Linked DNA regions of Homo sapiens: region 2 is linked to region 1. A link is a loop called in an ENCODE intact Hi-C map of the cell type or tissue named here. Cell type or tissue: heart left ventricle. All regions are shown on one strand. Links, peaks and the distances in the headings refer to the core of each region. The heading gives the core; the rest is flanking DNA.

Region 1 (2,916 bases), core at 208-2,707:
AGGAGCTGAACTTGCATTTGTGAATTATTCAGACACTTGCCAGTTTTCTCATCCAGTCACAAATGAGATCATCCTAAGCAGAGCTAACCTTAGGATAAACACTGGTGAATAAAACTTTTCCTGTTGCTATTTCCTTCATTCACTAATGAATTCAACAGTTAACGAGAAGCTATTATGTGCCAGGCACCAGACAAAGTCCTGAGGATTCAATGACAAAGAAGTAAAAATAGCCCCCGCTCTCATGGCATTCAAAACCTAGAGTCATTAATAAGCAAATGTGATACAATATAATAAGTGGCAGGTTGAGAAAAATACTAGGAGGAGGAAGTGTTTCTGGCAGTGGAAACAGCTCGTGCAGAACCTAGAGTTAAGAAAGAAGCTTAGTATGGTGGAGAGGAGTGTATCTGTCTGTGGGTGTGTATGTCTGTGTGTGCAAATGTGCACAAAGGTGTTGGGGAGAATAGTAAAAGATGAAATCAGAGAGGAAAGCAGGGGCCAAATTATGTCCCCTTAAAGGTAATCTCACTGTGGTAAAGTGTGTTGGTAAACTTTCTCAGGGCTGTTATTCAAAGGGCTCTGACCATATCAAGACAAAAATAATAAGGCTGGATACTGTGACAAGGTGTGTTTTAAGGACATCAAGATTTTCTAACAGCTTGATACAGCAGTTCCTGTGTAAATTCAGAAAAATATATGACTCTTTGTTTTCTCTCTTTTCCCATATAACATGAAAGAACGCATTTATCTGATCACTTTCAGGTGAGACTGGTACAGCAGCTAGTGATCCATAAAGATAGCTACTATGTACCTTGGCATGTTGCCAATATTGTCAGGCTTCCAACTCACAATATTTATAGACTTTAGAAGTCATGGTTCAATGTTCACCCAGGGCAACAATCTCTTGTAAGTTTTACATATTCTTTTGTGGGGCAGCATCAGATAGAACCTCAACTTCCTGTTAGGTGGCTTACTCCAAATTTAACAAGCCAAGCTCATCCAGTTCAAGGTGGAGCTTTTCTGGACTGAAGGTCTGAGCTATAGTTCTAGAAATTAATAATTTGGTGTGGGAAAAAGAAATGGAAGAGATCATCCAAGATATACAATAAAAAGAAAGGAAAGTTTGAAAGTGACAGAAGTATTTGATTTGTCAATAAGGAAGTAACAGGTGGCATTCAAGGGAAGGAGTGATGTCAATATCTGGACCAATAAAAGTTAATTAACCCCTGGTGAATTGAGGGATGATATAGATATCAGTCTTAGCCTGGACACTGGATGTATTTCACTTGCTCTTCCAGAACAAATTTATTCTCCACCCTGCTCTTCTCTGCTCTGTGCCTAGGGACTGGTTTGTTGATTAATTGCATCATGAGCAGTGCTGCCCTCTGGCTTACAGCTGAGTTCAGCCAATGGGAGGCACTAGTAGATCCAAGTGAAGAAGAGGAGGCGAGACTAGGGTATCTTTTTCTCTGGCTATTGTTTGGCTCTTTTCTTCTACCAAAGGCCACAACCCCCATCAGATCAATTCTGCTATAGCCTCTCTCTCTCTCTGCCTGTGTGTGTGTGTGTCTTCCATCTCTCATATATGTATATATCAGTTCTACTTCCTTCTCTTGCGGCCTCAGATCTAGGAGGTAATGACTCCCTTCCGTTGCTAGCTTTATCATTCCTTACAAGTTCCTTTTGACCTTGCCTACCCTGCCTACATCTTTGTAAATGGTCCTTTCATTGAACTCTTTCTGTTACTCGGTTTAAGTGGGCCATTTATTTCCTGTCTGGATCCTAACTGATACAGCCTGCCACAGACTGCATGCTTCTTACATTAGCATTGGAGAGTTAGCCTGACTTTCAGAGGTAGTTAAGACAATAACAATTGTTACTAAAAGTTAGATAGAAACTACAGTTCACTAAATGTATTCAGATGTTATCTCACTTCTCATTCTTTATCCATCATGATTAAAATGCAGATCTCGCCTGCTCTAATGGAATAATAATTATAGATGATAAATGTAAATATGGGTATTTACTACCAGATCCAAGTCTAAATCATATTCTTAAGAATTCAAGGGTGGGCATGGTGGCTTATGCCTGTAATGCCAGCACTTGGGAGGCCAAGGCAGATGGATCATCTGAGGTCAGGAGTTCAAGACCAGCATGGCCAACATGGTGAAACCCCATCTCTACTAAAAATACAAAATTAGCCAGGTATGTTGGTGCATGCCTGTAATCCCAGCTACTTGGGAGGCTGAGGCAGGAGAATCACTTGAACACGGGAGGTGGAGGTTGCAGTGAGCTGAGATCACACCACTGCACCCCAACCTGGGCAACGAGAGTGAAACTGTGTCTCAAAAAAAAAAAAAAAAAAAAAAAAGAATTGAGGAACCCAAATTTTGTATAGTCTTAAAGCTGAATGAATTAGAACTTCATTACATGAACTGGCTCTATTTCCTTCATCTGGACTCCAGATTCTTCAATTTCACTGATACTTATTTTTGAAACTTCATTTCTATTAGCAGATTTCTAAAGGCAGGGAAGGTGGGGTTTTGAGTCGGAAATTAATTATCAAGTAGATATTAAGACCATATTTTATAATGATAATTGAATCAATTAAGAGAAGTCTGCCAAACCAATTGTTTAGTGGCATATAGATAAATCAACCACCATAATGACTATTTTCCCTCTTTTTAACAACTCGTTTCTTTTTTATGTAGACATAACACAAATATCCTTATTGTGTAAGCAAAACATATGGAAAAAAATTTTTTAACTTTTGTAATTCTAAAAAAAACCAGCAAAGATAAAATATTTCTATAATAAACTTGATAATGAATTTCATAGGATACTCAATTCCCAAAATAAGTAACTCCATGATGAGTGTACACAAAATAGAGTTGAGAAATATGTGAAAATACAAATACA
Region 2 (2,916 bases), core at 274-2,773, 330 kb before region 1:
TTCTTAGATATCTGTTTATATATATATATATGTACAGATATAATAAATTTATCCCATTGGGTTTTTTCCTCTGAATATATGAATAGTTTATGCACTACAATTACAGTTTTAGAGTATTCTGAATTTAACTATGTATGTACCTTTACCAGTGAGTTTTATATTATACTTTCAGATGATTTCTTATTGTGTGTTAGCATCCTTTTCTTTCAAGTTGAAAAATTCTCTTTAGCATTTCTGGTAAGGTAGGTCTGGTGTGAAGTCCTTCATCTTTGTTTATCTACATATTTCTCCTTTGTGTTTGAAGAATAGCTTTGCGGGGTACAGTATTCTCAGTTGAAAGTTGTTTCCTTTTTTTTTTTTTTTCCTTCAGCACATTGAATATGTCATCTCATTCCCTCTTGGCCTGTAAGGTTTCCACTGAGAAGTGTGCTGCCAGATGTATTGGAGTTCCTTCATTTGTTACCTGTTTCTTTTCTCTTACTGCTTTTAGGATTCTTTCTTTGTCCTTAACCTATAAGAGTTTGATTTTATGCCTTGAAGGTAGTCTTATTTGGGGTGAAGCTGCTTGGTGTTCTTTGATCTTATAACTGCATATTTGTATCTTTCTCTAGGTTTGGAAAACTGTTATTATTCCTTTGAATAAACGTTCTACCCCAGTCTCTGTACTTCCTCTTTAAGGCCAATAACTCTTAGATTTGCCCTTTTGAGGCTATTTTCCAGACTTGTAAGCATTCTTCTTTCTTTTTCACTCCTTTTTTCTTTTTCTCCCCTGATTCTGTATTTTGAAATAGCCTGTCTTTAAGCTAATTCTTTCTTCTGCTTGATCAATTCTGTTTAGATAGTAATACATATTTTTGTTCATTAATTGAATATTTCAGCTCCAGGATTTTTGTTGGATTCTTTAAATTATTTTAATCTCTTTGTTAAATTTCCCTGAAAGATTTATGAATTCCTTCTCTGTTTTTTTGAAGTTCATTGAGATTCCTCAAAAAGCTATTTGGAATTCCCTGAGAAGTCATATATCTGTACTACTCCAGGATTGGTCACTGGTGCCTCATTTAGTCTGTTTGGTGAGGTCACATTTTCCTGACTGTTCTTGATGCTTGTGGATGTTTTTCAGTGTCTGGGCATAGAAGAGTTAGATATTTATTCCAGTCTTTGTAATCTGGACTTGTTAGTATCCATCCTTTTTCAGAGGGCCTTCTAAGCATTCAGAGTTTATCTAAAGTATTACCTAAGCCTGTGGTCACTGTAACCATTTCAGCACTAGAGGGCACTCTAAGCCCAGGTACACTGCAACTTCTGCAGATTGCTGAATTCCCAGCCCTAATGGACTTGAAGATAAGGGAGAAGTTGCTGGGTTCCCAGGCAAAATCCCTCTTCTTCCCCCAGGTGGAATGAGTGTCTGTTTATGCTGGTCTGACCAGAGTTGGGGAAGAAGTGACACAGACACTCTTGTGGCCACCACAGCTGGCCTCATGCTGGGTCATATTTGAACTGTCATTGATGTTTACTGAAGGTCCAAGGCCACTTTAGTCAGCAGGTAATGAATCCTGCAGGGACTTGGGGTCCATCCCCCCAGGGCAGAGGATTCCCTTCTGTCCCAGGGTGGGTCTAGAAGTGCCATGTGGGAACAACAGCCTGGAATCAGGGGCTTTAGGATTCTGCCTGGTGCTTTGTTTTACTGTGGCTGGGCTGGTACCTGGGTTGCAAGGCAAAGTCTCCTATACTCTTCCTCTCCTTGCCCCAAGTGGAAGAAGTCTCTACACTGTACTGCCTAGAATGAGGGGAGGGGTGATGGAGGCATTCCCATGGCCACCACAGCTGGTGTCACACTTGGTTGTAGTACCCTGGGCTCACAGCCTCTGCTGAGACCAGCACAGCACTGGGGCTCACCCAAAGACTACAGTTGCCATGGTCTGGCTGCCACTGACATTTATTGGGAGCCCAGGGCCACTTTATTCAGCCAGTAGCAAAGCAGACTAGGACTAAGATTCCTCCCACTAGGGCAGCAGACTTCTTTCTGTCTGTTCAAGGATGGTCTAAATGCCCCCTGTGGGCACCAGTAGATTTCTGCCCAGTGCTGTGTTCCACTGTGACAGGGCAACATGGAGTTCCAGTGCAAAGTCCCGTAGTTATTTCACACTCCCTCTGCAAAGCACAAAGATTATCTCTCTGGGGTGTACTGCCGGGGCTTGGGAGAGGATGGTATAGACAGTTCAAGACTGTCTATGGAGTTCCTATCATCTTCAATGCATCTTTTCTTGTAGGAACTGTGATCTCTTAACTGACTTAGTTCTTATGAAGGTGCTTTTTTGCATGGATAGTTACTCAATTTGATATTCTTGCAGGTCTAGGGGGTGATTGCTGGAAGATTCTGTTTGGCCACCTTTTCATACATTTCTCTCTTTTATGCAGTCGTCATCTGACTCTGTACTTTGAGTGGCCTCCAAAGCCAACTCGGTTTCAGATTTTTATTTTTTCAATAACAAGTAAAATGAAGTGTTATTTTTTATTTCCTTGTTATGCCATAGGTATAAATGGTAAGTGCTTTTATTTGCTCTCTTTATTGATCTGTATGTTTTTTGAGGGTATATGGGGATATTGGAATTTAGATGATTGTCATTATTCTATGAGAACCTAGAATTTTAGCCCTTTAAGTATTTTACTGCCTTAGTAGCTGTTAGGTTAGACCACATAAAATTGCAATTTTTGTAGCTCAAGAACTTTTGAATATCACCAGTTTTATATGGTTCTACCTGATAGAAACATAAGCAAGCTTTTTAGTATTAATTTCAAGTTGATAAAGTCTACATTTTTATCAGCTTTACTGAGGTATAATTTATATACAATAAAATGCACCCATCTAGTGTACAGTTAGTGGGTATTTACAGTTGTTTACACTTATGTAACCAC

The links. Hi-C counts contacts between places; a loop is a spot of excess contacts. Peaks named below come from ENCODE experiments on the same cell type or tissue, not always from the same donor. Only the 100,000 strongest peaks of a DNase experiment are listed, where the experiment ranks them.
Region 2: it touches region 1 in a loop (3-fold over the local background); 7 of 110 quality-filtered maps call a loop at or near these places.

What each region holds. Positions count from the first base shown.
Region 1 is chr7:112,570,800-112,573,715 of GRCh38, reverse strand. No RefSeq gene overlaps it. Among named protein-coding and RNA genes, the nearest start is that of LINC03076, 46 kb to the left of the region's middle. In heart left ventricle, for the core only: a CTCF peak has its summit at 1,374; no DNase peak of the experiment used is centred there; H3K27ac peaks cover 917 bases.
Region 2 is chr7:112,897,237-112,900,152 of GRCh38, reverse strand. All of the region lies in intron 2 of SAMTOR (S-adenosylmethionine sensor upstream of mTORC1), which reads left to right. Among named protein-coding and RNA genes, the nearest start is that of SAMTOR, 41 kb to the left of the region's middle. RefSeq lists enhancers at 1,204-1,253, 1,434-1,533. In heart left ventricle, for the core only: a CTCF peak has its summit at 1,271 (motif pointing right); no DNase peak of the experiment used is centred there.